Linked DNA regions of Homo sapiens: region 1 is linked to region 2. Evidence: read pairs that join two places in POLR2A ChIA-PET (ENCODE). Cell type or tissue: MCF 10A. All regions are shown on one strand. Links, peaks and the distances in the headings refer to the core of each region. The heading gives the core; the rest is flanking DNA. Region 1 overlaps GSN (gelsolin). Region 2 overlaps LOC102723324 (a long non-coding RNA gene).

Region 1 (11,725 bases), core at 1-8,000, 62 kb after region 2:
CCATGTTTTAACTTATTTGAGCCTTCTTTATGAGTAAATGATTCCTCCTTGTTCTGTCTTTCAAACCAGCTAAATATTTGTCACAAAAGTGCTTTTTTCTCACTGTTGCCTATTTTCATATATCAGGTTTTAAATAGTTTTAATTTTTTAATAAAATTTTCTCTACGTTCTATATGCAATTGTTATATATCTATTTGAATAGCTGAAGGACTAAAATACTTTTTTAAGAGATAACTTCAGGAAACCATTATATTTTACTATCTGCATGCTGTTAACTGTGGTACACTGTGAAATATGTTGATTACAAACCCATTCATTACATAGTATAAGGAATTCACAGTATATTGACTATATAGTGTCTAATGATCTTGGGCAGATACTGTCAAACTTACAATATCTATATAGATGTAGGTCTTTTTAAATTTACCTAGTCATTCTTCTATCATGTATATTGATGCTGAAAGAGGAACTGGTCAGCTCCTCTGGACAACAAATTCTTAGTCTATAATATTAGGAGACATCTTCTGTTTTGCAAATGTCTGTGAATCTGAGCAACCTGGCATTCTGCTTACTGGCCAGAAAGCTGGCGGGTGACATTTGTAACATTTCCTCTTTGAGACTCTGAGTTCACCTAGAGAAGTCTAAGCATAACAGCTTTCTTTCCCAGCACGAGCCTTTATAGCTCTCTTTAGCTCAACCACTCTGTCCATCCAGCCAATGGATGTCCCTTCCCCTGTACCCCAATTTCAAGCTTATTTTAGGAAGCCTTGAACTACCATGTATCCTGGCTCCTAGCTGAGTTTATTAGAGGTATGGAGCAGTGCAACTTAAACTCAAGTTGCACTTACATTTTGAATTTTAAAATGATGGTTTTATCTGTTGTGTGAAGTGGTTCACCCTTGAGGACCAGGAGCCTCCATATCCTGACTGAAAACCTTTTCTGAGACTTAGAGTAACAGTGCTTTTGGTTCCTTGAGTTCTCCTGTCTCCAGATACCAAATGACCTTGACTTTTCTGCCTTGTGAATTCGTAGTCCAATCAGCTGAAATTAAATCACTTGGGAGGGACGCATAGAAGGAGCTCTAGGAACACAGTGCCAGTGCAGAAGTTTCTCCAGGTGGCCTCCCTTTCCAACAATGTACATAATAAAGTGTATGCACTTTCACTAATATTTTTGGGGTGAGAGTCTGTTTCGGCCTGTATTGAATGTCTGTGGATTTCCGTTTTCAGAAGTAGTACATTAGATCCTCCGGTTCTGAGCTGGCTGGTTGGCTTCTTCGTGTGCTTTGTGGGCCAGGGGAAGGGGACAGGCTGCTGTGGGCCATCTGCTGTCTCCCAGGTCCAGGCACCCTCTGGTGCACTGGCCCACACATTTTCCCTGGGGAGTTTCAAGATCCACACACACCCTCCACCACCACCACAAAGCTTTAACTGACTTCATTTTCTTTTGCCTTCCTCCAAACAGGACAGGAACCCACTTCTTGCTGTCACCCAGTTAATCACATAGACATAGCCTTTACTTAAAAAGAAACAAATAATGATAAAAAACCAATGTGTTTTACCTGCAACATCTGACAGAACTGTCTTGAATTAGTGGCTACCATTTGGGAGCACCAGTCACTCAGCTCTGTGCACAAATACGTGTATGTACATTCTATCATTTTATCTCAAAATGGTTTGATAGACACTTTATTATCACCATTTTGTAGATGAGGACACTGAAGGCTCAAAGGTTAAAACAGCCAAAGTCACATGGTCGGAAAGAAACAGAGCTGGGATTCAAACCCAGATCTGTCTAATGCCAAAGATTTGTGAGGTGTATCAGTGTATCTTCGTGTGACACTGCCTGCCTCTAGTGCCCCCATCCACACACCACCACCACCATTTTGTAGATAGATCACAACTTTTCCCAAGACTATCAAAGTTCATTTGTCTTTACATTCACACCTAACTGGGCCCTAAACTTAAACTTTTGTTTTGGGCCATCCAATTCAGCCAAAGTTCACTATAAAAAGAGGAGAGTCAATTGGGCATTTGTTTGTTTTTTTTTTTTCTTTGAGATGGAGTCTCGCTCTTGTCATCCAGGCTGGAGTGTAATGGCGTGATCTTGGCTCACTGCAACCTCTGCCTCCTGGGTTCAAGCGATTCTCCTGCCTCAGCCTCCTGAGTAGCTGGGACTACAGGCGCATGCCACCACGCCCGGCTAATTTTTGTATTTTTATTTTTAGTAGAGATGGGGTTTCACCATGTTGGCCAGGCTGGTCTCGAACTCCTGACCTCAGGTGATCTGCCCACCTCGGCCTCCCAAAGTGCTGGGATTACATGTGTGAGCCACTGCACCCGGCCCGATTGGGCATTTGTAACCACAAATGTCATAACACACTGTCCTGAGCAGGAGGAAACCAGTGTTCCATAGACTCTCAGCTTATGTAGCATTTTAAAATATATCATTTCTTGTGATACTCACAAACCTGCTCTCACAGTTACTTGGCTAGTAAATAGTGAATCAAGTGCCTCTTCCTCTTACTTTCAGCAGCAAACCCCTTTTTTCAAAGGTAACTGCATCAGTAAAAGGTTTACGGTGTCTTTTGCCAGGATAAATTCTTGAGTTCACATTTATAACATTTACTGAATATAAAGTAACTCAATGAGAACAATGAGGCTGTTTTGAAAAACAATATTAGAGTTACGAAAGAGTTCCAATCTTATATTCAGAGTCTACATTCGATTTCTCCATTTTGCTTGTCTGTTTTTATTACCACTTTAAACATGGAATTTGAATCTAATATTTACAAAATCACAGAAGCACCTCATAGAATTCTACATATTTCTGTTTGAAAATCACTGCTCTGGAGTGCTTTCCTTGCTATAGCATCCACTTTATAATGTGACCTTGGATAAGTCATATGTTCTCTCAGCCTCATTTTCCTCACCTGTAAAACAGGGAGATTATAGTCCAGCTGTTTGGGTCTCAGACCTTTTGAGAATGTGTTGGAAGCTACAGAGCTTCGTCTGAAAACTGCACATAGTGTGCACAACACAAATTTGGATGCTTTGGGGGTACACTGGCCCCACTCCCAAACCTATCCAAAGACTTAAGAAATCCTGGGCTAGATCATGTCTAAGATCCAACTACACAGCTATGCAGTTACCTGAAGAGTTTTTACTTTATAGGAACCAAGAAGAAGGCAAAAGGAACCACGGTTGAATGCCAGCACTGTGCAAGACACTTTACACAGCTTTTTTCATGTCCATGCATAATCTCATTTGGCTGTGTTGACCAGGCCACAGGAAAATCTCCGGGGATATTAGTGATGATCTCTTCCTGTGATGTTGTTAACATCAGGTCTACAGCAGACCCAGGCTCAGATCAAGCTAGGATTTGCCTAAACCAGTCACACTGGCTAATAGGATACAGCCCCTTTCAATCTACCCTGTAGCCAGAAGAGTTTAGTGAGAAAGGAAATTGAAGCCGCTGTTAAAACTGTGGTTTTACAATAAACTCTAGAAACATAGTAATCATAATGCAGGCTGCAAATCTTCCCTAAAAGATTCCGGGGGAAAATGACTGGAAATTGAACAGTCTGAAAATTAATTACTGGATGCCACAGAACTGTAAGGAGCCATTACTTTTAATTTTCCGCATCTGGCCCCCAGAAGTCTCCAACAAAATGGCGGTCTACCCAGCATCCATTTATCTCCTCCCTCCTTCCTAGGAGCCATGACTTTGTTCAGATACCTCCCCCTGAGCGCTCTGACCTCAGGAGAAGAATTCACCCCCACCTGCTAGGATGAACCTAACTGGCCTATGAATAATTCCATCCTTCTAGCCCATGATTCCATCAGGAATGATTATGTGACCCAATATGGATTCTTGAGACCTGAGGAAAGGTTTTCCGTGGTCTTGGGAGCAGTTCCTCCTCCCTTTTCTGAAAACTTTTCTAGAAACAGTCCTCTTTTCCTCTGGGCATTGCTGTTCATGGGTGTGGAGCAACCAGAACACCTACAGATATTTTACTACCAGACTAGCAAGGGCCAAGAGAATGAGCAGGAAACTCAGGCCCACTACGTTTAGTCAACCATGAAGTCCCCCTCAACTCTGAACTGATTATGTATGAGAGCACATAAGTGTGCTTACAGTTTAATTTGGTTTGAGTTAGCCCTCCACTGCTTACAGCCAAAAACATCCTTTCTGATCCACAGTACATTGGGCCTTTGCCTCCGTGGTTGAATACTAGGTTCTGCTGTGGCCTAGGTGCTTTCATTATTTTTAACCATTTTCGAGCACTTACTATAGGCCAGACATTGTGCTAAGCATTACCTCCCTTAATCCTCATGAGAATTCTAAGTGGGGTGACACTGTTCTTATTCTCATTTTTCAGCTAAGGAAATGGCAAAGAACTTAAGATCACACTGCTAATGAGTGGTAGAGCTAGATTTGAACTGAGGTCTGACTCCAAAAGCCAGCTATTAGCCACTGTATTATACCACCTCCAGCTAGGTATTAATACAACATTACCATTTTGCAGGTGGGTAACTTGAGGCTCCAAAAGTTTAAGTATTATATCTATAATGCCTTGCACAAAGTAAGTACAAAATATCTGTTCAACTGAATTGCCCAAGATTGGACACAAGATCCAAGCCTAGCGTTGTCCCTCTGGCATCTGTCTCATTATTTCACGATGATTTTTCCATTGTAGGAGACGATGACGTCTGCAACTTTAGAAAGATAAAATGTGCGGTTGAAGTGATAGTGCTCCTGATTGGCTTTTCTGCCTTTGAGAGAAAAATAAGAAGGCAGCATCTCAGTGGCCCCAGGCTATTTTCTTTCTCAGAGCATTGCACAACTCTCTTTTGAGGCCACAGCCATACCCTTGAATGCTGGTATAAACTGAAATGAAGAATTAATGGGCAGGTCTACCTGAAATTTTACCTCCCACTAATTTCTAGGAAGTAAGCTAGCTCTGTCTAGACAGGCCTCTACCTGCCTCTCGTGAAAGCCCTAGAAGCTTTGGGTGGTAAATGCCACTTCTGTACCAGGACTTTGTCAAGTTGATTGCTTTGACCATGAAAGCAAACCTTTGGGGGTAGGCAAGGCAAGCGTTATGGGATCAAGTCCAAACCCTTGGTATGGCATTCAAAGCCCCAGCCTGCTTCTCAGCTCAGAGGCCTGCCACTCCAGGCTGCTGTCTGTCCCTGAGCACGCTGTTCCCCTCACAGCCCCCTGCCTGTACTAGCTGCACCCTCTGCCTGAAAGTGACTTCATCTTCCCTCCACGTTTCATCCAGAAAATTTCTTCTCCACTACCCTCGACACTTCTGCGATGAATCAGAATCTCTGGAGGAATGGCCCTTGGGGAATCCATGCTTTTAAAAAGTTCCCTGGGCAATTTGGGTGATCAGCCAGCTTTGGAGACAACAGTGTAAACACACACACACACACACACACACACACACACACACACACACACACAAACACACAGCCTGCCCATCATTTAAGCCCTCATGCTGGTTTCTGTTCTTTTACAGTCATATGCTTGCGAGCTTTCACATCATAACTCAATGGGGATGGAGTGGTGGTGGGAGGTGACACAGAACAAGACGGGGGGAAAACAAGGTGAGAAGAGACCAAAAGGACAGAGCGGGAGGACTGGGGAATGTCCTCCAGCAGGTTTCTTGGACTGGTTTAGTCTCCCAGGAGAAAAGATTATGAAACAACATAGAAATATCCAAGAGGGACTGTGTGACATGCTGAGCATGAGTGGAGAGTCAGGACCCAGGGGACCAAGAAGGCACAGAAGAGTCCCTTTCCCATACCCTGAAGACCGCAAACTTTGAGAGCATCCGGGGGCAGCTCTTGTGCTGGCAGCTGCTGCAGTTATTTCTCCACATAGCTTTGGGGCAGCAGAATGAATCTGTGGGAAACAGAGGCAGCAGGGAAGGTCCAAGCAGCTGCTACAGGATGTGGCAGCTATGAGGATGCACCCTGCCCGCTTTCTACTGCAGGGCATATAATTGATAAGGGCTCCGACTGCTGGCTTTGAACTTCATCCCACATGTGTCCCAAGGCCAGGCCTCCCAAAGACTGAGTGCAGGGGGCAGATAAGGCACGCCTGCTTACAAGAGACACACAATTCCTTTGCTGGCTGACTTTGACTCTGGCTCAAGAACACTTTGAATTGAACAGATGCTCATGTTCATAGCAGCCTTATGCACAATAGCCAAAAGGCACAAATAACAAAGAGTCCATTGATGGCTGAATAAACCAGATGTGGTATAGACATGCAGTAGAATATTACTCAGCCACAAAAAGGAGTGAAAAGTTGATATATGCTACAACACAGATGAGTCTTGAAAACATTCTGCTAAGTGAAATAAGCCACACACAGAGGACAAATGTTGTATGATTCCACTTATATGAGGTCCCTGGAATAGTCAAATTCTGAGACTGAAAGTAAAATACAGGTTACCAGGGGCTGGCGAATAGGGAAGAATGGGGAATTGGTATTTAATGGGCAGAGCATTTATATTGGGGATTATCAAAAAGTTTTGGGTACAGAGAGTGGTGATGGCTACATAACACTGTATATGCAATGTTACTGAAATACATACAAGTGGTTAAAATAAATACTGTGTTACGTACAGTTTGCCACAATAAAAAACAACAAAAATGGGACTATACCATTAAATTTAAAAAGAACACTGAATTTGGCTTTGGGACTGCCGACAAGCTTTGCCAAATCTTCCTGGATTAAATAAATGACCACTAAGACACTTCCGCACAACCTTCTCTCCCTTTTTTCTCCACCTAGGGTCAGACTTGCGTCGAGGGTCTGATGGCTCTCCCAGTCTTCCTTGGTTCCCCACCTATTTCCTTTCTTTTGAGACAGAATCTCGCTCTGTCACCCAGGCTGGAGTGCAATGGTGCAATCTCAGCTCACTGCAACATCCGCCTCCTGGGTTCAAGAGATTCTCCTGTCTCAGCCTCCCGAGTAGGTGGGATTACAGGCATGTGCCACCACGCCTGGCTAATTTTTTATTTTTAGTAGAGGCAGGCTTTCACCATGTTGGCCAGGCTGGTCTCGAACTCCTGATCTCAGGTGATCTGCCTGCCTCGGTCTCCCAAAGTGTCGGGATTACATGTGTGAGCCACCGTACCCGGCCCCTCCTTATTTCCTTTAGCATAGGTATCCCCCAGGACAATCTACACACCTCTCAACTCACTGTGGCATCGCCTCTCAGGGCACCAGGATTCACGCACAGGGTGGATGTAGCCTTTCTACTAGTTTACAGGCAAATGCTAGGCACCTCTCTGGCCATTCTCAGAATTACCAGGGACACAGGCAGAGAAGACGCCGGCTCTCACTGTCAGATGGGCACAAGGAAACGAGCCACACTAGAGTACACACTTCAAAATGTTTTTATTGGATTTAATTTCCCAAACACTGACATTTTAGACAATTTTGCAAGGACTCTGAATTTTTGCAGGGCTATTTTTGGATACTGTAAAAAAAAAAAAAAGAAACAACACACACACACACACACACTCATAGCAGAGCTGCTCTGCTCGCTCTAAGGCCTCTTTGAGGGAAGGACAGTTCCAAAAGGCACTGACCGGTGACATGGGTGGGCCCTGCCCCTCCTCAGGCAGCCAGCTCAGCCATGGCCCTGTCCAAGGGGTCCACAGACCAGTAATCATCATCCCAGCCAAGGAACCAGCCCACAAAGGAGGGAGGCTCAAAGCCTTGCTTCACCACGGTGATGGGCGTCCGCCGATCCCGATTGGCTGGGTCCGTCTCGATGTACCGCTTAGCTGCAGACACACGTGCAAGAAAAGGAAACCCCAGGAATTCTTAGTGCCTCCCACACCAGGGAGAGGGTGACTCAGGACAGGAGTTGACAAAGAAGAGGGTCTATGGTCCTACTGTCCCTACTGCCCACCCCCTGCCCTGGGCACCATCCTCCTTTAAAGGCATGATACCCACGTGGGCTCTCCACCACCCTGCTCAGGAACACAGGAAGGAACAGGGCTACGGCTTAATCTCCTGCTTCATAAAGCTTATTACTTTCCCTTGCAGTCCCCTACTGGAAGATATGGGAACCAACTTTTGGGTTCCCAGCTCACAAATCAGATCTATTCAGCTGCCAAGAATCTGCTTTGCAACATCTTTTTCTTTTTTTTTTTCATTTTGAGACACCATCTCATTCTGTCACCCAGGCTACAGTATAGTGGTGCGATCATGGCTCACAGCAGCCGTGAACTCCTGGGCTCAAGCAATCCTCTGACCTCAACCTCCTGAGTAGCTGGGACCACGGGTGTACACCAACACGCCTGGCTAATTTTTTTGTATTTTTTCTAGAGATGAGGTTTCACTATGTTGCCCGGGCTGCTTTCAAACTCCTGGGCTCAAGTGATCCTCCTGCCTTGGCCTCCCAAAATGCTGGGATTACATGCATGAGTCACCATGCCTGGCCTGCTTTGCCACATCTAAACCTTGACAAGTTCAGCTTCTGAGTATTCTGGGAACTTGAAGTGACTTCTCATCTGTCCCTTCCTTCTCCTGGAACAGAGGAGAGCCTTCTTTGAGAAGCCTCAGGGTTTCTGAAGGAACTGATGTGTTCTTCACTATCCCAGGCAGGATTTATGAGGGGCTGGCCCACAGAGGAGGAAGTCCCCACCCTATCTTGTCCATCAGTCCCCTGGAAAGATGCTCATTCCCAGACCTGTACAGGAGCCACTCCCAGCACCCCACAAGCAACGGACCCCTCCCCCCGCCCCCAGGCACTCGGGTCCTCACCAGAAGTCAAGGCTTCTGTCTTTTCTTCTTCTTGAGAATCCTTTCCAACCCAGACAAAGACCTGGAGGTGAGATGCAACAGGAAAGGTACATGAGGAGTGCTGATCAAATTCACGGCTGGAGGAAGACTGGGGAGGGGCCAGGTATCAGACCAGACAAAGCCCTCCCCTTTCTAACAGAGCCCATGAACTAAGACTGGAAGGATTTGGAACAGAGGTTGAAAACTGGCAACCTACAAACATGTTTTGTTTGCTCACCCACCACCTTGTGTTAGCCAACAATGTCTTTTTAAACCGTTATGACATAAAAATCTAGATTTCCAACTTCTCTTTAAAAATTGGAGGATCTAGCAGCCTGGGCCTTCAAACCTCACTTGAGTCAAGCTGCGCAGGAGCTGCCCCTTTGAGATGAGCAGTTCTAGTTTGCCTCAGACTCCACTGCTCCTTCACGTCTCCCCAGCCCAGCCTGCTTCATTCGCTAACATTGCCAACCAGGTACCATCAGGCATTGAGTTTGAGATTCTTCTCTAAAGGTCCATGAGTTATCTCTTGAACAGCATTCACTCGTTCAACAAATGAGTGGCCAAACATATTCTCACCCATTTATTTATCCAACAAATATGCACCGAGAGTCTACTATGTGCCGGTCTGTGTGCATCTTTGTCAAAATGGGCCTAAGGCTTGGAATAAAAATAACTCACCCACCACTATCACCATTTTGAGTCTTGTTACAAGTTCTATTACACATTATTTAGCTGATTTTTATGTATCATCTATTTTTATGCATATCTAAAATATTACTTCAAAGAGCACCTATCATTGATAAAATGGCATTAGACAATAAAATGTCAGACTTCATTTTTCTCACTTTTTTTTGAGACGGAGTCTCACTCTGTCACCCAGGCTGGAGTGCAGTGGCATGATCTCAGCTCACTGCAACCTCCGCCTCCTGGGTTCAAGTGATTCTTCTGCCTCGACCTCCCAAGTAGGTGGGATTATAAGCACCCACCACCAAGCCTGGCTAATTGTTTTGTATTTTTAGTAGAGATGGGGTTTCACCATGTTGGCCAGGCTGGTCTTGAACTCCTGACCTCAAGTGATCTGCCCACCTCAGCCTCTCAAAGTGCTGGGTTTACAAGTGTGAGCCAACATGTCTGGCCCTCTCTTACTTATTTATAAATGTGTTCCCAACTAAAGTGGAAGCCCCTCGAAGGCAGGCATTCTATTTTGCTCATCATAGGATTCTCAGCACTCAGCATTTTGCCTGCAAGACCATGGTGCTGAATAAATGTTGGCTGACTGAATCCCTAACAGATGAACAAACAGATTAAGTAGCCAATGGATCAATCAATGACAACTGCTGAATGGCTCAAGCTGCAATCATTTTTGGTCCCGATCTTCCAACTGGGGATTCCGAGCATCCCTGTGGGTAGTGTAGAGTCTTATGCCTTCGTGGCCAGCTGCTCCGTAACTCTGAGGACTCTGGGAGAAGCCACCTTGATAGGAAAGGTGACTGACCTGACACCCCTGTGAGAACGTAAGCCCTGGGAGAGCAGGAAAATGCCTACTTTATTCATTGCTCTATCCCAGCATCTCAAACATAAAGCACCTGGCACAAAGCAGTGCCCAATTAATATTGGTTGAGTAAGTGAATGGCATCTTCCCCTGCCAAGTCCTACATAATGGCCTTCTCTAGGAGATGAAGTGGAGACAGAGCCCAGAGCCCTCAAACCAGAAGCAGGAGCCCTCTAGAGCCTCTAGGTGACACTGGACAGTTTATGCCTGCAAACAAGATGCTGCTAAGTTCAACTTCCTCTGCCAACAGATTTAAAGGAAGAGTTCACGCTCCTGCAAGGTCTGGGAGAGAATGATGAAGGTCATGTGATTTGCCTTTATAGGGCGTTTTGCAGCTTTCAAGGTGAGTGTATCTGCAAGGGAGGTACCGCCACTCCCAGTTTACAGATGAGGAAATGGAAGCTCAGAAAGAAGAAGTGACTTCCAGTACCCTTAGAGACTTTTCTGGCAACACCTGGCACTGCCCCCTTTAGGTCCTTCTAGCAACTGATCATAGAACTGGAAGTCTAGTTTCTCCCACTCCCTCTGGCACAGAGAGCCTTCACCTGTCCTTCACCCACCTGGTCCCAGGTGTCCAGAAGCATGACGTCATCCGTTGCCAGGTCTTCCTGCATGAGCTCACCAGGAACCTCTTCGATCTGGGAAGGAACGAAAGAGCATCAGTGAGATGTCTTCCCTCCCCTGGGTGGCCTTCCTTTATCTGCCCCCTGAGGGAGTGGCACAGCTGGCTGCAGCTGGCAGGGGGCCCCTTCCTCTGTGCCACACCATCAGAACTGTTTCTCCTGCCCCTGCTGCCGGCCAGTCCTGTGGAACTCGCCTCCCGAGGGGAAAGCAGAGGTGTGACCTCCGCAGGGGCTCACCACAAAACGTCCAATCTTGTTGGAGCAGGCAAAGAGGCGAGGAGGATGGGCATCCATCTTCTTGTCCTTCAGCCGTGGGGATGTGCGGTAGGCAGCCTTCCCGCCCAGGGCCTCCCAGAAGCCATCTGTGAGGGGAGGCCACGCCAGTTGCCAAGGGACGCCATCACCCCTCTCTCCCATCTCATCGGACCCTGGGACCAGCCCTGCCCAAGCGCAACCAACTGCTCTCCCTCTCCTCCCTCCATCCTAAAAATCCCAGGAGATCCAGAGGGAAGAGGCCTGAGGGAATTGGAAGGTGACGAAATAGAGGCCCAGAGAGGGCAGACTTGGCAGTAGTCACACAGCCAGGACCACTATTGGCTTGAGGCTGACGACAGCATTGCGGGATGAGGACCATTAGCTCCACTCAGCTAATGAGGCAGTTGTGGCTCGGAGAGGTTAAGCAACTCACTCAAGGTCACACAGATGGTAAGTGTTAAGACCAGGATACAAATC
Region 2 (12,066 bases), core at 2,677-10,676:
GTGGGACCTTGTTTCTACAAAAAAATGTAAAAATTAGCTGAGAGTGGTGGTGCACATCTGTAGTCCCAGCTACTCAGGAGGCTGAGGTGGGAGAATCACTTGAGCCCAGGAGGTCAAGACTACAGTGAGGTAATATTGTGCACTCACTGCACTCTAGCCTGGGCGATAAAGTGAAACCCTGTCTCAAACAAACAAATAAAACCCAACTATCTAGGCCAAGGTCTAGAGCATCATCAGTGCTCAGAAAAGAAGAAAGACTGACAATGTTCTATTTCTTTGCTAGTAGTGGTTTCTATTTAAAAAGACTAATAAAATTGACAAACCACTGGCAAAATTAGACAAGAAAAAAAGAAAGCACAAGTAACAGTATCATATAAAAAGGGGGAGCTACTCTTACCAATAATACAGATATTTAAAAGCTAACAAAGCATATTATAAGCAACTTTAATAAATTTGAATATATGGATGAAATAGAAATTATTTTAGAAAAATATAAAATTACAAATGACACAAGAAGAAAACTGTCCCACAAAATAACGCTAGGCCCTTACCTCAGACCATTTACAAAAGTTAACTCACAATGGATAAAAAATCTAAACATAAGAGCTAAAACTATGAAACTCTTAGAAGAAAATATAGGAATAAATGATTATCTTGGATTTAGCAAAGATTTATTTCTTTAAAAAGAATTTTTTTTTTTTAGAGACAAAGTTTCACTATGCTGTTTCACTATAATACACTGTTTCACTACAGTACAGTATTAAAACCTCAAACTCCTGGGCTCAAGGGATCCTCCCGCCTCAGCCTCCCAAGTAACTGGGACAACAGGCGCACACTACCATGCACAGCTGGGAATGGTTTCTTAGATATGACACCAAAAGCACAATCAAAAGAAAAAAATAAATTAGAATTCATCAAAATACAAAACTTTAGTGTATCAAAGAATACTAACAACAAAGTGGAAAGACAACCCATAAAATGGGAGAAAACTTTTGCAAATAATTTACCTGATGAGTTAGGTATGTAGAATATGTAAAGAACTCACACAACTCAAAAAACAGCTTTCCACAGTAGCTGAACTAATTTACATTCCCACCAAAAGTGTATAAGTTTCCCTTTTCTCTGCAGGCTTACCAGCATCTATTTATTTTTATTTTTTAATAATAGCCAGCCCGGCGCAGTGGCTCACAACTGTAATCCCAGCACTTCGAGAGGCTGAGGCGTGTGGATCACGAGGTCAAGAGATGGAGACATCCTGGCCAACATGGTGAAACCCCATCTCTACTAAAAATACAAAAATTAGGTGGGCATGGTGGCTGAGGCAGGAGAATCACTTGAACCCAGGAGGCAGAGGTTGCAGTGAGCTGAGGTTGTGCCACTGCACTCCAGCCTGGCAACAGAGCGAGATTCCATCTAAAATATAATAAAAATAAAATAATAATAATAATAGCCATTCTAACTGATATGAGATGGTATCTCATTATGGTTTTGATTTGCATTTCTCTGACAATTAGCGATGTGGAGCATTTTTTCATGTATTTGTTGCCCACTTGCAGGTCTTCTTTTGGGAAGTGTCTGTTCATGTCTTTTGCTCATTTTTTAAATGGGGTTATTGGTTTTTTGCTTGCTGATTTGTTTAGGTTCCTTATAGCTCTAGATATCAGACTTTTGTCAGATGCATAGTTTGCAAACATTTTCTCCTATTCTGTAGGCTGTTTACTCTGTTGATAGTTACTTTAATTGGTAGCTTTAATTGGAAGCTTGTTACTTTAATTAGGTACCACTGGTCAATTTGTTTCCGTTGCAATTGCTTTTGAGGACTCAGTTATGAATTATTTCCCAAGGCTGATGTCCAGAATAGGTTTCTTAGGTTTTCTTCTATGATTCTTATAGTTTGAGGTCTTACATTTAAATATTTAATTCATCTTGAGTTAACTTTTGTATTTGGTGAAAGGTAGGGGTCCAGTTTCAGTCTTCTGCATATGGCTAGCCAGTTATCCCAGCACCATTTATTGAATAGAGAGTCCTTTCCCCATTGTTTATTTTTGATGACTTTGTTAAAGATCAGGTGGTTGTAGATGTGTGGCTTTACTTCTGGGTTCTCTATTCTGTTCCATTGGTCTGTGCATCTGTTTTTGTCCCAGTACCATGTTGTTTTGATACTGTAGCCTTGTAGTATAGTTTGAAGTTGCTAATGTGATGCCTCCAGCTTTGTTCTTTTTGCTTAGGATTGCTTTGGCTATCTGTACTCTTTTTTGGTTCCATATGAATTTTAGAATAGTTTTTTCTACTTCTGTGGAAAATAATGTTGGTAGCTTGATAAGAATAGCATTCAATCTGTAGATTGCTTTTAGCCATTTTAACAATATTGATTCTTCTAATCCATGAGCATGGACTGTTTTTCCATTTGTTTGTACCACGTATGGTTTTTTTCAGCAGTATTTTGTAGTTCGTGGAGAGATCTTTCACCTCCATCATTACTTGTATTCCTAGGTTTTTGTTTGTTTGTTTTTTGCAGCTATTGTAAATGGGATTGCATTCTTGGTTTGGCTCTCAGCTTGAATGTTATTGGTGTATAGAAATGTTACTGATTTTTGTATATTGATTTTGTATCTGGAAATTTTGCTGAAGTTGTTTATCAGTTCTAGGAGACTTTTGGCAGTTTTTAGGGTTTTCTATGTATAGATTCCTATCATCAGCAAAGAAGAAGTCAAACTATCTTCTTCTTTTCCTATTTGGATGTCTTTTATTTCTTTCTTTCACCTGATTGCTGTGTCAAGGACTTTCATTACCATGTTGAATAGGAGTGGTGAGAGTGGGCATTCTTGTCTTGTTCCAATTCTCCAGGGGAATGCTTCCAATTTTTGCCCCTTCAGTATGATGTTAGCTGGTTTATCATAGATGGCTCTTATTTTGAGGTATGTTCCTTTGGTGACTATTTTTTAGAGGGCTTTTATCATGATGGGATGTTGAATTTTATAAAAAGCTTTTTCTGTGTCTATTGAGATGATCATATGGTTTTTGTTTTTAATTCTGTTTATGTGGTGAATCACATTTATTGATTTGTGTATGTTGAACCAACCTTGCATCCCAGGAATGAAACCAACTTGATCATGATGAATTAACTTTTTAATGTGCTTCGGATTCAGTTTGCTAGTATTTTGTTGAGGATTTTTGCACATACATTCATCAGAGATATTGGCCTGTAGCTTTCTTTTATCATTATGTCTTTGCCAGATTTTGGTATCAGGGTGATGCTGGCTTTATAGAATGAGTTGGAGAGGAGTCCTTCCTCCTCAAATTTTTTGAATAGTTTCAGTAGAATTGGTACCAGTTCTTCACCACATTAAGAGATTCAAGCAGAAAAAAAGTTACAGTATTTCTACATAGATGCAAAATTTCTAAAGCATTTGATAAAACTTAATATCCATTCAAGATTTTTAAACACTTAAGAAAAAAGAAATAGAATGAAAGTTCTTAATCTAATAAAAAGTATCTGTAGAAAACCAAAGAAAAGTAATGTTTTATGTCAAAAGCTTTTCCTGTAAAGTCAGGAACAATTAAAGGGTGCCTAATATCACCATTTCTATTCTGTGTTGTACTAGAGCTTCTAACTAGTACATGAAGGATAAGAAAAACAAATTAATGGTATAATTATCTACAAATGATAAATTGTATATGTAGGAAAAAGAGATTTATTTGAATTATAAGAGCATTTAGCAAAATCCCTAGATGAATAATCAATATGACAAAAGTAGTTACATTTCCAAACACCAGCCATAATTGTTAGCAAATGATTTTTTAAAGATGCCTTTTTAGCCTAAAAAAATCAAGTATCTACAAATAAGTGTACCAAAAGATATATAAGACTTTTATGTCTATTGAAAGACACTAAGGAAAACTGAAGTAAATCGTGATTGGAAGGCTCAATAGTATAAAAATATCAGTTCACTCTAAAATGATTTAATGATTCAGTTCAATCCCAATAAATATTCCCAGGAGGGTTTTTTTTTTTTTGACAGAATTTGACAGACTGATTTTAAACTTTATGGAAAATTTAAAGGCCAAGACTATCCAAAACATTCTTTTAAAAAATGAGGTGGGAGTTCTTGATGTACTAAATATTAACAATGATTATAAAGTAAAATGATAAAGACAATATGATATTGTCACAGAAATTGACAAATAAATCAATGGAGCATAACCAAGATAGGCAATGACTCACATATAAATGGACACTTCATATATAACAGTAACGGCACTGCAGAGTCCTAAAGAAAAAAAAATAATCTTTTCAGTAAATGGTGCTTTGAAAACAGAACATTCACATGGGAAAAAAATGAAATGTACTCTTTCATCAAAGTAAGCTTCCATGAGTTCAGGGTTCTTTCAGTTTTGTTCACAGCTGTAACCCCAATGCCTAGAAATGTAACTGCAATATAGAAGGTATACATACTCACTCAGTATTTGTGAAGTGAATGAATGAATGAATGAATGAACGAACGAACGAATAAATGACGACTTTGGAAACAGTTCTCAAGTTTTTAATTCATCTGTCTTCTTTTAAACATCTAACTAGGAAAAAAGTACATGAGAGTTACCAGTAGATGGCGCAACATAACAAAGAAAGTAATCAACACATTCTTTCCTTCTGAAAGGAATTGCTTCAAGAAAAGCCTGCTGATGTCACCTGTGCTGTAATAACTCATATTTCACTGACTTATACCCCACTGCACAGATGTTATTCTGTTCTGCTAAGTATTTTAGTTTTTCTTGTACCAGTACAGGTTACCAGTTCCTCCTTCTCCCTTTCCCCACCCTCTCCATCCCTTGGAACTCCCCCAACCTGTATTTAACTGAATCTCCCAATGTACTAAAGCCCTCAGGTTTCCAGAGCTGTGGGGTAGTCCACGGTGAGAAAGAATCTGTCCTCTCTGAGTTACACTCTGTTAAACGGGGTCACAGATTAGTGAAACAGTTCTTTCGTATTTTACTTCCAGCCTCCTTTCTCCGTGGGACCCCAGATTGGATCCATTGGGAGGTAGATTTGAATAGCAACTACCATGCATTATCAAGGATCACCATTTCTTTGCACCACTAAAGGCTCTCTTGCCAGGTCATGGTTATCCCAGAAGGTGTTTCAGTGCTTATGCCGATAAGCTCCTGTCACTAATCTGTCCGCCCATTCATATTAGGCTAGCATGACCAATTTGTCCTGGTTTGCTGGGGACTTTCACAGTTTTAGCATTGGAAGTCTCACATCCCAGGAAATCGAAATCCCTTAATCTTGGATAAACCAGAACAGCTGGTCACTCTACACTAGGCCCAGATCTCTCTGAACCCCACTCAAGCTCAAACCAGATTGTTTCATACAAGTATATAATTTTTAACCACATACATAAATTCCTGTTCTCTCTTCCCACTCCACATAGTCAGCCACCAAGTCTGTCAATTCCACTTCCTATGTATCATTTAAATTCATTTTCTCCTCTAATTCACACTACCTTACTTAGCTCATGTCTCATCATTTTATTCAGAATTACTAGGTAATCTTAAATAATAGCTCTACCCCTAGTATTGCTCATCTCAAATTCTCCCTCATGGAATATCTTTCATATCAATGTGATGTGATCACATCACAGTCCTGTAAAAAAAAAATCACTACTTTTCCCTCAGCATAGGATTTTGTCCACTTTCTTCATATGGTACATAAAGCTCCTTCCAGTATAGCCCTACCTAACATTTCCCGTTTTATCTCCCACCACTCCACTCTTCATACTCTTCACCCCTAGTGCTACTTACTACTCAACTGAACTAATTACTGCTTCCAGAACCCACAATGCCCATAGGCCTTTGCTTCCACTGATCTTATTTTCTAGAATGCCCTCTTGCTTTGCTATCTGGTAATTTACCTTTACTCATCAGAACCACCTAAATTGGGAAGGGAAGTTTGCCCAGACCAAGAGATGCTATGTAGACCAGAAAGAAATATTCAGACAGCCTACAGGAGGACACACATACATGTTTCTTACCATAATACAAGTCCAAAAAAGTTCCTACTTAACAAAATGTACTATTTTGTATACAACCACATATGAAGGGAAAACAACCAAAGTCACATCTGGCCGCTATATCAATAGGTAATGTTATGCAGTCTTTGTTTTCCAAGTTCAGGATTATTGTGCCAGTCCTCGGCCTCTTTAGATTTTGTAGGCAACACAAACCACAAGTGGATGCTCTGCTCTGATCCGGTTACACCAAGTAACTTGTAAGGCTGCTACTTCTGAATGGTGCCTGAAGCAAGAGAAGGCTCTACAGTGGGTCGAGGCAGTGTCATTCCAGTCTGTCTATCCAGTGGTGCTCCAAGTGTCTGTGGTAAGAGTGCTGCATGGCTCCTCACGCAAGCCTCAACAGGAAAATGACACAACACATAGCTAGCTAACAGAACCATACACTCCTCTGCCCCCTTAAAGAAGCAGCTCATAGCTCACTATTACGCCCTGGTAAAAACTGTTTAACCATGGAATTCCTATTACATGACCTAACAATTACATGACATAACTTGCCCATTATGAACAAGACCTAGCTATAATAATGTGCAGCAGCAATCCATTATCAAATAGACATAGTATGTACAAGATCAGACTCAAGCAAGCTCAGAGCACAAGCAAGTTACACGAGCAGGTGGCCCAGACCCCCACAGCACTTACTTCTGATGCCTTTTGGCCTCTCCCTCAACCAGCACTTGTGGTTTCATGGGGAGCTCCTTATGGCCTGTTGAAAGAGGGGGAAAATACACTTGGGCCTTATCCCTGTCAAAATACCAATGACATTCTTCATAAAAACAAAAAAATCCTAAAATTTATACAGGACCACGAAAGATCTTGAATAGCCAAGGCAAACCCAAGCCAGAAAACAAAGCTGGAGGCATCATACTACCTGACTTCAAAATATACCACAAAGCCATAGTAATCAAAACAGCATGGCACTGACATAAAAACAGACACATAGACCAATGAGACAGAATAGAGAACCCAGAAATTAATCTATGTATCTACAGCCAACTGATTTTTGGCAAAGGGACCAAGAACATACATTGGGGAAAGGACAATCTCTTCAATAAACAGTGCTGGGCCAGGCACGATGGCTCATGCCTGTAATCACAACACTTTGGGAGGATGAGCAGGGAAGATTGCTTGAGCCCAGAAGTTCAAGACCAGCCTGGGCAACAAAGGGAGACCCCTCTCTACAAACACACAAAATATATTTTTTTAAAACAGCCAGGTGCAGTGGCATGCACCAATAGTCCCAGTGACTTGGGAGGCTGAGGTGGGAGGATCACTTGAGCCTGGGAAGTTGAGGCTGCAGTAAGCCATGATTGCACCATTGCATTCCAGTCTGGGTGATAAAGCAAGACCCTGTCTCAAATAAATAAATAAATAAATAAATAAATAAATAAATAAATAGTGCTGGGAAAACTGAATATCTATACGCAGAAGAATGAAACTAGACCCCTATCTCTCACCATACACAAAAATCAACTAAAAAGGGATCAAAGACCTAAATATAAAACCCAAAACTATAAAAGTACTAGAAGAAAGATTTTAGGGGAAATGCTTCAGGACATTGCTCTGGGAAAAGACTTTATGAATAAGACCTCAAAAGCACAGGCAACAAATGCAAAAATAAATGGGATTATATCAAACTAAAAAGCTTCTGCACAGCAAAGAAAACAATCAACACAGTGAAAAGACAACTTACAGAATGGGAGAAAATATCTGCAAACTACTCATCTGACCAGGGATTGATATCCAGAATACACAAGAACGCAAATATCTCAACAGCAAACAAACAATATGATTAAAAATGGGCAAGTGATCTGAACAGACATTTTTCAAATGCAAATGACCAAAAGGTATATGAAAAAATGCTCAATATCACTAATTATCAGGGAAATGTAAATCACAACCACAATGATATAACATCTCATCCAAGTCAGGCTGGCTATTATCAAAAATACAAAAAAAAAAAAAAAAGTGCTGGCAAGGATGCAGAGAGAAGGGAACTCTCATACACTTGGTGGGAATATAAACTAGTACAGCCAGTAGGGAGAACAGTATGGAGGTTCCTCAAAAAACTACAAATAGAGCCACAGTATGATACTGAAATTCCTCTACTGGGTATTTATCCAAAGGAAAGGAAATCAACATATTGAAAAGAAACCTGCATGCCCATGTTTACTGCAGCACTATTCACGAGAGCCAAGATAAGGAATCAACCTATGTGTGCAACAACAGATGGATGAATAAGAAAAATGTGGTAAACATATATATATTTATATACACACACAATGATATATATATATACATATATATATACACATATATATATACATATATACATATATATATACACATATATATACATATATGTGTATATATATATATATATATGCACACACACACAATGGAGTACTATTCAGCCATAATAAAGAATAAAATCCTGTAATTCGGGGCAACATGGATGGAAATGGAGGACATTACGTTAAGCAAAATAAGCCAGGAACAGAATGTCAAACACTGCATGTTCTCACTCACATGTGGAAGCTAAAAAAAGTTGATCTCATAGAAGTAAAAAGTAGAACAAAGGATACTAAAGGCTGAGAAGAGTAGGGGGAAGAGGGAGATAGAGCTTTGTTAAAGGAAACAAATAGATAGGAGAAATAAGTTATAGTGTTCTATGCCACCATAGGATGACTATAATTAACAATATCTTATAGTTTCAAATAGCTAGAAAAAGAATATTGAATGTTCCCAACACAAAGAAATGATAAATGTTTGAGGTGATGGATATGCTAATTACCCTGATCTGATCACTATACATTGTATGTATCACAACATAACTATGTACCTCATAAATACGTACAATTATTATGTGTCAATTTAAAATCTTTTAAATAAAAAATTTAAAAAATTTTTTAAACCAACTTGGGCCTGGTTCACAGAAGTGTGTCCACATTACACTAGTACCAGTATACTCCCTCAGAGATGCCACTGAAGGGGAATGGTGAAGGAAAACCCTCCAAGAGGGCAGAAGTTTTGGCAGTATACCTTGAAGTCCCCTCAGCCAGGAAAGAGGGGTGGCCTGTGGTACAGATGTACACTCATCTGTGGACAGTGAATAATGCTTTGGTCACCTGGTCAGGAAATTGAAAAGAACAAGCCTGGAAGATTGATAACAAGGAAGACTGAAGAAGAGACACATGCACAGATCTTTCAGAATGGGCACTAAATGTGAAGGAATTTGTGTGAGTGCTTACCAAGGTACATCCATTGTAGAGGAGGCCTCAATAATAGGGGTGAACAAAGTGACTTGTTCTGGGATTATCAGTCAGCACCTTTCCTCATCTTCTGTTTTAATGGGCTTGTGTACAAAATGGCCATAGTGGCAGAAATGAAGCACAGACCCAACAAAATGGACTTCCCCTTACCAAGCTAATCTGACTGTTGGCACTGTTGAGTTCCCAAATTATCAAGAACAGAATCTAAACTGTGAGTCTCCAATATGGCACCATTTCCCAAGGGGATCAGCCAACTCTGTGTTGGTAGGTTGATTATAAAGCACCCCTTCCATCATGGAAATGAAAGCCATTTGTTTGTGCTAGAATAGACAACTATTCTGTGTATAGATTTGCCTCTTCTGCCCATTGTGTTTCTGCCAACACTACCACATAATTCCTTACTCAATATCATGGTATCCTACTCAACACAGCTTCTAAGGAACACATCTTAGAAGTGTAATTAGAGTTTGCAAATCATGGAAATAACTAGCCTTACTGCACACCCCACCATCTAGAAATATCTGGCCCGATATAACAATGGAATGGCCTACTACAGACTCAGTTACAACATGAGCTGAGAAACATTTTGTAAGGCTGGGACTGTCTTCAAAGAACAACATATGCTTTGAGCCATTGACCAATGTATGGCACTATTTCTCCCAAAGCCACAAGACACAAGTCCGTAATCAAAGAGCAAAAGGGAAAGTGGCTTCTCTCACTGTTATACTTCTTCACAGAATTCTGCTTCCCGTAATTTGAACTCTGCTTTATTCCCAAGACAGTTTCCATTGAATTTCTAACAGCTAAATGGCCATTTTAGACTCCACATGCAACTGAACCAATGGGCAAAGAAGGGAATTACTGGCTGGAGTGATTGATCCTGACAACTAAAGAAACATTGGGTTGCTGCTACAAAATGAGGCCACGAAGGACTATATATGGGGATGCTGTCATTCATGGCAACATGGCACCCCTATATTCCCATCGCTGACAGTAAAAGTTAATGGTAAACTACGATAACCAAGAAAAGACAGGACCACTGACAATTCAGACCCTTCAGGAATGACAGTTTGGATCACACCACTTGGTATATACTGGCTCAGAGTACAGGAAGCATGAAATGAGCTGGGGAGGAAGGGACACTAACCACAGGCTCATGACTAGACAGATACAAAGACTAATAACTAAGCATTATTTCTTACTTGCTTAATGTATATGTGTGTATTTATGTATTTCTGTATATATTAACTTTTTTTCTTCTCCTTTCCCACTGTAATTTTAAAAATTAATGGCAATTGTTAACTTTACAATTTCATCTTTAGGTTACAGAAGGTTCATAAGGGACTTTACTGAATTGAGGAGTAATTAACACATAATCCAGAGATTAATATAATTTGGGATCATCCGTTTATGGGGAAAGGGTGAGAGTGTCAATTTATTTTTTTATGTTTATTTACTTTTTTGAGACCGAGTCTTGTTCTGTCACCCAGGCTGGAGTGCAATGGCACAATCTCCACTCACTGCAACCTCCACCCCCCAGGTTCAAGCTATTCTCGTGCCACAGCCTCCTGAGTAGCTGGGATTACAGGCATGTGCCACCATGCTCAGCTATTTTTTTTATTTTTAGTAGAGATGGGGTTTCATCATGTTGCCCAGACTGGTCTTGAACTTCTGGGCTCAAGCGATCCACCTGCCTCGGCCTCCCAAAGTTCTGGGATTACAGGCGTGAGTCTCTGTGCCCGGCCAAGAGTGTCAATTTCTACAAAGGGTAGCTGTATCTTGTTAAAGAAAAAGCTGCCATTTTTAAATTGCTATATGAGAAGCTCAAATATACAGAGAAAGTTGTGCATGAATATTGAGTAAGCAAAGTAATGAGCTGTCCCAGTTGTTATGCCATTTTCTCTCAGTCCAAACTCACACATTTATACTCTTCTTTATGACCACGGGGCTGGGACTATGAGAGCTATATTTCTACTTTGCCAGTTGGCTTCCTGTTAGTTCTTCAAGGCAGAAGGAGTGAGACAGGATATGCTTCCTTCCTGACAAGTGGCTATCATTTCTAACACTCAACTTTTTTTTGGCATTCCTAGAACCAGCCTCAACATGTCTCATCAATGAGCCAGCAAGAGTTAGGCAGTGGCCCCTCCTCAGAAGTCTGAGATGCCTCTCCTTTAAGTTTCCTTTGGTGCAAACTTCCTTTTGTGTCCTCAGCCATAGGAGTGGTAGCTTCTTCCTATAGTTACTATATCTATGTTCAATATCTGCCCCGACCTGTTTTTTTGGTTTTTTTTTTTTTTTTTTTTGCTTTTTTGGTTCCCCAAAACTCCGTAGCCAATTCCTTATGTTAAATTATCTCTGTTGAAATACCAAGTGTGGTTTCTGTTGTTCTGGCTTTATCCTGACTGATACAATCATCCTGCAAGTAAAGAACCCAAACCATTTGCAGTCCTAGCTAAAAGCAAAGGAAATATGGAATAAGTGGTAGAAAAAGGAAATGATAAAAATCAACTTCATCCTTGCGACTTTTTATAGCAACAAGAATTGTAGCATTCACGTGTATTTGTTATGTATCTATTAACCAACGATTTCTATTTTGTCCCCTTCCCCTTCCCCTTCCCCCACAGTTTTGCATGGAAAGTGTCAGTGGTTGCTTAATTTACAATTTAGTTCGTAGGTCACCAGGCCACAAAAAGACACATCCAGACCTGATGGGAAGGAATGAGGAT

The links. ChIA-PET counts read pairs that join two places held together with the same protein. Peaks named below come from ENCODE experiments on the same cell type or tissue, not always from the same donor. Only the 100,000 strongest peaks of a DNase experiment are listed, where the experiment ranks them.
Region 1: POLR2A ChIA-PET joins it to region 2 with 13 read pairs; 8 of 35 experiments call an interaction of 5 or more read pairs at or near these places.

Annotation. Positions count from the first base shown.
Region 1 is chr9:121,328,521-121,340,245 of GRCh38, reverse strand. GSN (gelsolin) reads right to left here. Exons shown (of 18, transcript NM_198252.3): 15 at 11,231-11,355; 16 at 10,931-11,008; 17 at 8,798-8,858; 18 at 7,404-7,812. The coding sequence ends at 7,643. It overlaps STOM (stomatin), which reads left to right. Exons shown (of 7, transcript NM_004099.6): 7 at 1-1,259. Among named protein-coding and RNA genes, the nearest start is that of STOM, 36 kb to the left of the region's middle. In MCF 10A, for the core only: no CTCF peak of the experiment used is centred there; a DNase peak (open chromatin) is centred at 4,825.
Region 2 is chr9:121,392,871-121,404,936 of GRCh38, reverse strand. The region is part of intron 3 of LOC102723324 (a long non-coding RNA gene); the gene reads right to left. Among named protein-coding and RNA genes, the nearest start is that of STOM, 29 kb to the right of the region's middle. In MCF 10A, for the core only: a CTCF peak has its summit at 4,614 (motif pointing right); DNase peaks (open chromatin) are centred at 4,636 and 6,416.